2 separate regions of the Mus musculus genome follow, and region 1 is linked to region 2. The links are chromatin contacts, found by Hi-C or POLR2A ChIA-PET in ENCODE. All regions are on one chromosome and are shown on one strand. Each heading gives the region's core, a stretch centred on a gene start or an enhancer-like site at or near the end of the contact. The rest is flanking DNA. Distances are from core to core; before and after follow the strand shown. Region 1 has its middle 30 kb from the start of Gm24208. Region 2 overlaps Gm35208 (a long non-coding RNA gene).

Region 1 (3,889 bases), core at 965-3,464, 220 kb before region 2:
AGTAGCAATGAAATGATTTTATAGTTGGGGGTCCCCACAACATGCAGAACTGGATTAAAAGGTTGCAGCATTAGGAAAGCTAGGAACCAATGGTCTAGTGAGAGGCTTTTGGGCTACAATGCCTCTTCTCCCTCTACAGTGTGCAGGCATTCTTACATTGTGACCTTTTCCAACTGACGAGACTATCATGCTTAGATGATGGAGGCCTTCAACAGAAAAACACCGAGACTTTTCACTCCGAGCAGGAAACAATATCCCATAGTGTAATAACCCCAACAGAATGGAAGAATAGACCACTTTCAGTAAAACAAACAAACAAACAAACAAACAAACAAAAAACAAAAAAACAAAATCACAGCTTTTTCAGCCTTCTCAAGAAAACCTTTGACCAAAATCTGAGCATGATTTTGAGCATATGGGCCCCAAGTTCCAATTTGCTGTGGCTGAGATTTCACTGGTACGATGGACCAACACTCCCAGAGAAATATGTGAATTCATCGTGGCTATTTTTGCAGCACTGAAGCTGGCACACTTCCAAGCTGAGAACTTTCTGCTTTAGCAGCTCTCGGTTATTTGAGGCTGGATGACTCACTTAGTGTAACATCCTCTTGTTTTCCTCCTCCTCCTCCTCCCCGGGCCCCCTCCCACCTAAGAGGGCTGGCAGGGGCAGGAAGGGTTATGAAACTCAAGCTGCTGTTGAGGACTGCATGTCTTGTCAGTTTTTGGTAGTGCTTTGTTGGGAACCACTCTTCCTGCTCCTTCACGATCTCCTCCCTACTAGGCAGGTCACCTCTGTCTTTATGTGTGCTCTAAACCTTTTGTTCCTTCCCCTCCCAAAGTATACGCTTCCTGCATTTTATTTACCTGCTTAGACATACTACCTCTTGCTGCAGAGAGAAGGGCATTTAAAGCAGGCCGACCTTCAGCATACTCTGGACCCAGGGCAGAGTATGGCCCGGCCAGGGCTGCTAGTAAGCATTTATTTGTTAAACAGGGAAAAGAAAGGAATGAGAGAGGAGTAGGCAAGTTTCGTGACCCTTCTGTGATGATCCAGCTAGCAGAGTTCGGATGACAGGTTAGAATATGTTAGCTTGTAAGTTTCGTGATTTTTTTTTTAAGATGGGAGATATGTACATCTTGGAAATTAGGCTGTAGAGTCATACAGGGCTGAGCCGTGACTGTCTCCTTTAGGGGGGTTGTGTTTTCCAGACTGAAAGTATGTTGATGTAACCCAGAACCAGCTAGCTACTGGATGGAAAGCTTTCTCCCCACCACTGTGCACTGCCAATCATCCAGAGCCACTGCAGCAGTACTCACCGTGCACAGTCTCTCTCTCTCTCTCTCTCTCTCTCTCTCTCTCTCTCTCTCTCTCTCTCTCTCTCCATCCACCAACCACCCACCCATCTTCTGTCTGTCTATCTATTTCTATCTATCCTAGAACTTGTTCTGTAGACCAGGCTGGCCTTGAACTCACAGATCTGTTTGCCACTACCTCCCAAGTGCTAGAATTAAAGGTACGTACCACCACCCAGTGTATTTTAAATTCTTTACCCCTCTGTAAAGCAGGAATAATTATTGTCCTTTAAGGAAACTGTGGTTTAAAGTAACAAGGTAAAAATTCAAGAATACTAGTTGGATACTTCAATACCTGGTTTTCAACCAGAACTGGAAAGACTTAATTATAACTAGCAGAATATAGGCTGAGAAGACTCTATCTTTAGAGGCCCCAACAACAGAATACATATCCCTCTAGGACACAGGGAGCATTCCCCAGGATATGGTAGTCCATAGACATGCCTCAGTCTGCTCAAAAGACTTTGAGCTACACGGGCACCAAACACACTGGACCGAACTTGGAAGTCAACAACAGAGAGCATCATAGCAGTAAACAAGCACAAGGAAGAGATGGAGCTGCCATGTCAAAGATGAAATCCTGAGAGAAATTAGAAACTGCTCTGAGAAAGGTGAAAACAGAAATGGTAAAGACAGCTAGGGGAAGAAGCTAAAGCAGTGGCTAGAGGGAAATTTATAGCTGTGAATCGTTGTATTAAATGGGAAAGAGGGGAGCTAGGGAGACGGCTCAGGGCTTCAGAGCGAGTGCCTGCTGCTCTTGCAGAGGATCTGAACGTGGTTCCCAGAACCCACTCATAACTCCAGTTCTAGGGGATCCGACTCCCCTTTGGGCTTCAGAGGACACTAGGCACACACATGGTACACATACATACATGCAGGCACTCGTACATACACATAATTTTTTAAATTCAAGATAAAAAGAGAATCTCATGTTAAATTCCCATCTTAAGGAACTAGGGGGAATAAAGAGAAAAAATAAATCCCAAAGCATGCAGGCGGAAGGAAACAACAAAGATTAGAGCAAATGTTAATAAACAAAAAATGGAAACAACAGAAGAAAATCGATGGAACCAGAGATTCGTGTTTCACAGAGATTGACAAAGCTGGCAAAGCTCTGTTTAGAAAGAGATGAGCTCATTTTCCCAAGGTGACTTCAATAGGGAAAGTCAGAAGGAAGATTCTGGAGGGAGGCAGAGTTGGTGTCGATGATCAGGCTGCACCTCCTGCTCCCTGCTTAGCCTGTAAGCGCTCAAGGAGCAGGAACTCCTGTCACTCATTTGCACATCCCTAGTGCTTTTACTCTGCGCCTGGCACACAAGAAAGGCTCCGGAAATGTTTGCTGAACTAAAATGAAAAGCACACTCCTCCCCATCCTTCGCCACCATCTGTGAACAATGATAAATTATGCTTCCAATGCAGATCGAGCTGAATCGCACAATTTCTGATGAGAGAAGCTGGAAACAGCAAACTGCTAGGCCTTAAAAATAAACCCTCAGCTTCAGAGATTTGGCCCAGAAATGAACCGGGTTACAGCTCCAGCCCTGACACTCAGTTTATTACCCTGGAGCCGGAGGGATGGTGCTTCTGGCTGGAGAGAGACTTGATCACCTTGGCCTGGCCCTGGGCACCGGGTGGGAACTCATCTGCCCTGTCCCTGTCTGGATTCCCAGGGCGATGGATACTGCTTATTATAGCCAGGACTGGCCCCTCCTCAGATGGATCTGATCAAAGGGAGCCCCCAGACCCAGCCTTCTCCCCACCCCCACCCCCGCCGACTCCCAGAGTGATAGGTTAGGAACAGAGTTCAAGGTCCTAACTCCATGTAGAACATAGATTTCTGCCATTCCCTGTGAGTAAAATGTGAACAATATTGATGTTAATGAACTCTGGATCCTGAGAGGCTGGAAGAGAAGGGAACCCCGATAATACTCAGTGGGACAGATGCTGCCACATGCTCAAACTGGCGTGAAGTGTAACCTGTTCCAGGACCAGGAAAGATGGCCTCGTCTTCACACATATTATCTCCTTGGCTGATTAGGAGTTGTGAGGGGAGCCTAGATCACGCGGAGGCTTCTAGAAGTTACCCTGAACTCACCATGGTAGGACAAGGAATCCAGGGATTTGGACACCCATGTCCTCTGGGCACTCCCCCGCCTCCTTAGGCTACTTGGGCCTCTGCATGTGTGAATTTCCCAGGAAGAATGCGTGTGTGGGGCAGGCAGACACTAGTGCGCATTCGTGTGTGGTTCTCCCAGGCGCAAAGGCAACAGCTGCTTTCCCCCTCGTCTCAATTTAAAGGTGGTTCCCGGGGAAGCTTCAGATGTGGAATTGACCCTAAGTTGAAAAGATCTTTTTAGGGCAAGAGCTTTGTTCTTGTGAATTTTCTGCCTCACCAACCATGGGGAATGTGAGCCGGGAGGGAGAAGTCTGTTAAAGAAGTTGGTCATTCATTTCAAGAGCCAGGGGCCTTTCTGCAGAAGCATCGCCTCCCATTCTCTCCGCCTTTTGATCCCCTGGGGCTCTGGACAGGAAGGCG
Region 2 (3,907 bases), core at 33-2,532:
CACTATAGTGGTTCATGGAGATGAACCCCACAGTCAGACACTCAGAGAAATAGGATTGGAAGCATGGTAGAAACACACACACACACACACACACATGAGCACATGCTGCAGTGCATGCAAAGATACTTGCCAAAAAGACTGGACGTGGAGGTCATCCTGGCCACGGCGGAAAAGACTCATTTTTCCCGATTGTGAATCACAGAAACAAAGTCCCGGGAGGTCCTGGGGCATCACATCCTCATTCCTGAGAGAGCAGAACCAAGCTTCCCAGGAGCCTAGGTGAGCATGAGGCAGCTTAGAAAGGTGTGACAGAACCTCTTTCTAATCTACTTTGCCCCAAGACTCCTGCCACCTGGAGTTTTATAGCCCCTGCTGTAGATGGTAGTGCACAAAATTTCCTCAGTGCATCATCTTGGGCTCACTGAAGCCTTCTTGGTTAACACCTAAAGACCCCTCTTCCCTCTCCCCAGCTAGCCAATGGGCAAAGCCATCACCACACCACCTAATAGCTGGTTCCAAGTGCCTAGACAGCTGGGCTGATCTCTCCTTCAGTTGTCACAGTGCACACATTCACACACCATTATTGTCCTGATTCACAGATGGGAATGGCAAGGCCAAGAATTGGTTCATCCTTCATTCCACAGATGTTTGGGAATGTTGAGTACAGGCGAGGCTGGGGTTCAGCTGGTCTGTGAGCCCTACCCTCTTAGAGGCTCTGGCGCCTGTCTGAGGACGGGTCCCTGAGGGTAAAACTAACCAAGCCAGAGAAGGCGCAGGAGCCCAAGAAATCTCAGCTGCCTCCCCTGAGATAAGAGTGCTTTGTTGTGCAGGCTATTTCCTGCACTGAGGAATTCCATCTTCAGTTGTTGCACAACTGACCCTGGAAATGTCAAGAATGGTGGCTATTATTTATTAATGAGCTAACCATCTGCATGGCTACACACACACACACACACACACACACCAGCTATAAGCCTGGGACCATAAAAGGGTCTCTCAGTTTGTTAACACTGATGGTTAGAGTATAAGAGCCTCCCTCCATTGCAGGCCTACAGAGTGGCTCAGGATTGCTGGCCTGCTGTGGCCAGAGGAGATACTGCCTCATCCACCCATCAGCTCGTTTCCTGGGGCAACTGGCTTTACTGATTGGAACTCAGTTTTTGCAGGTCCTAAATGAGGACAATGGTCATAGTGCTGCCTATCTCGAGGGTTGGCGGAATGTGAGCAATGTGAGATTCCACAATGCACCAAACAGACGGCAGGGCTTTGTCCTGACTCCATGGGGCAGCAGCAGTCCCCTCTTGAGAAAACTACTTCCAGTTTTTATCTTAGAGGTTCTTTTTTAATCCAGTGCTCAGAAAACACAATTTGTATTATGCTGGTCACAGTTTCCGTGGTCTTGGCTCTTGCTTGTTGGTAGAACTTGGCACCTGTTTTGTTATAAAGAACAAGTGATCAAAAGGACAAGAGCGCACAGTAAGGACAGTGAAACAAAGGCTTGGTTTGAAAGGCAGACAAATCAGCCAGGAGCCTTACTTACACTAGGGAGGCCTGCAGAAAGCTGTCCACCCATAGGAAAGATCTTTCATCCTGGCATTGCTGCTCAAAAGAAAAAAAAACAATGTTTGCTGGTCTGAAAGCCTCATCAAAACCATTCTGAAACAAGAAATCCCAGGTTTCCTGAGTATATTCTTCCCAGGCCTCCTCATGTGAGCAGGCTAATTGTCTCTCTGTCATGGGCTAAACAGCGTCAGCTTACCCAATCCTTCCCGCACGCCATCTATGTTTTTCAGATGAGGAAGTGAGGGCCCAAAGAGGATAAGTCACTTGGTCAGTGTTACTCAGATAACAGCAGAGAATGACCAGGAAGGCAGGATCGGAAGTCTTCCAAGCCCATGTGCTGCAACAAAACTCACTGCTTCTCTTCTGAAGGAAAGGATCCGTTTTGTACCTGGTGACACCTGGATAAACACCAGGTGACAGGGACGGGCAGAGTGAGAGGAGCCTATCAACCGTGACATCCCACACTAGGCCAGAGCTTGTATACCAAGGCTCAGATTTATGGCAAGTCATTTAGAACTTGCTATTTCCTCCACCAACAAAGCCTTGCTTTTCCAGAAGGAACCACCCCAGGGTTCCTTGAATAATGAGCTCTAAAATAGTACTCACCATAACTTTCCAGGAACACAATCTGCTTGCAGGAAGTGGAGGGTGGGGGGACACTATATACTAGGGAATGCAGCTATGCCAGGGTCTCTCGCAGGCCAGAGGCAATCCTCAGAGGCCACCTTAACAGGACAAATCTTTCAGCCACTCTAACTTGTGAATAGCTGTTGCATAGCCAACGGACTCTTTTCTTTATCTCTCATACCAATATACCATCCCTGTCCTGTAAGTGATGCCTAACTCAAGTTTTCATTTCCAGTGACATACAGAAAGGAGCACCTACCCCAGATCACCCTACCCCAGGTCACACTACAGAGAGTCTTTACTTGAGAGTCAATGTTCAAGCATATGACCCAGAAATTTCACTTCCGTGTGTGTGTGTGTGTGTGAATGTATGTATATACACACAAACAAATTAAAATCTGAGATATGAAGAAGTCTATATGCTGACAGGGCATTCATTATTTATCCCAGTGAAAAGGTGACAGACAGCCCAAATATCTTTTGACAGGTAGGTAAACAAAATGGGTTATGCACATAGACAGTGAGATATTATTGAGTCTTAGAAAGGATTACAATTCAGGTAGATGTTGTAACATGAGTTAACCTTGAAAACATCATGCTAAAGGAAAGAAGAAAGAGACGAAAGGGCAAATGCTATACAGTTTCACTCAGATAAGACACCTAGACTAGTTAAATCCTAGAAACAAAAAGTGGACAAGTGGTTTCCAGGAGCTAGGATCGGAGAAGAGTTGGCAGTTGTATGGAGCTTCTGTCTGAAGAAATGGAAATGTTCTTAAAATGCATCCAGAAGCAAAAAACTACTCTAAACAGCCAGACCCATCCTGAACACAAACAGTGCAGCAGGAGGAATCACAATACCTGACCTCAAATTAAACTACTGTAATAGTGTATTACTATACACACACATACATGCAGCTACAGTAACAAAAATAGCATGAGACCGGCACAAAAATAGACAGAGACCAGTGGGATAGAATAGAGGACCCAGAAATAAACCCACACAGCTATGACCACCCAATTTTTGACAAAGAAATAAAAAATATGCATTGACAAAAAGACAGCCTCTACAACAAATGGCATGGAAAACCTGGATAGTCACATACAAAAGGCTGACACTAGATCTGTGTCTCCACTCTGAACAAAGATCTTAATGTAAGACCTGAAACTCTGAAACAACAGAAGAAACAAAGCAAGATCCAGGCATGGGGAGCATATGAAATTAAAAATCTTTGGCACAGCAAAGCAAAAAGACAGAATGAGAGAAAGACCATCCAACTGTACATCCTTCTGACTGGTAATTAATATCTAGAATACATCAAACCGAAAAAAATTAAACACCAACAGAATCCTTCAGTCAACAAGTGGGGAAATGAACAGATAGTTATTCTCAAAGGAATAACTACAAGTGACCCAACAAGCTTGTGCAGGGAAATAGTCAACATTTTAGCGATTAGAAAAATGCAAATTAAAGGGGGGGGTGGAGAATCTATTTATCCCAATCAGCGTGGCTATTAGAAAAACAAGCATGGGGGATCACATCTGTAATCTCCAGCATTCAGGACAATATTGTCTCCCCAAAAGAAAAAGGAAAAGGATTACAACAAACACTGGTGAGAATGTGGGCAACTGGGAACCCCTATCCCTGATGGTGGGACTTTAAACTGGTGCAGCCCCTGTAGAAATCAATATGGAAAAAGTCTTAAAAAACAAAAAACAA

What was found. A loop is a pair of places that touch in the nucleus more often than their neighbours do. ChIA-PET counts read pairs that join two places held with the same protein, here RNA polymerase II (POLR2A).
Region 1: a map of heart shows a loop between it and region 2 (2.3-fold over the local background). The contact joins two enhancer-like sites. A Hi-C loop is called at or near these places in 1 of 37 maps with a recorded cell type or tissue (heart). POLR2A ChIA-PET finds 5 or more read pairs at or near these places in 1 of 5 experiments (embryonic stem cell).

Annotation. Positions count from the first base shown.
Region 1 is chr12:13,209,002-13,212,890 of GRCm38, reverse strand. No RefSeq gene overlaps it. Among named protein-coding and RNA genes, the nearest start is that of Gm24208, 30 kb to the right of the region's middle. Within about 2 kb of position 2,214, at least 1 of the 3 ENCODE cell types and tissues checked has a DNase peak (open chromatin) inside an H3K27ac peak, as active enhancers do.
Region 2 is chr12:12,991,351-12,995,257 of GRCm38, reverse strand. Gm35208 (a long non-coding RNA gene) reads right to left here. Exons shown (of 4, transcript XR_381277.3): 2 at 1,760-1,961; 3 at 1,541-1,599; 4 at 909-1,430. Among named protein-coding and RNA genes, the nearest start is that of Gm35208, 5.9 kb to the right of the region's middle. Within about 2 kb of position 1,282, at least 1 of the 3 ENCODE cell types and tissues checked has a DNase peak (open chromatin) inside an H3K27ac peak, as active enhancers do.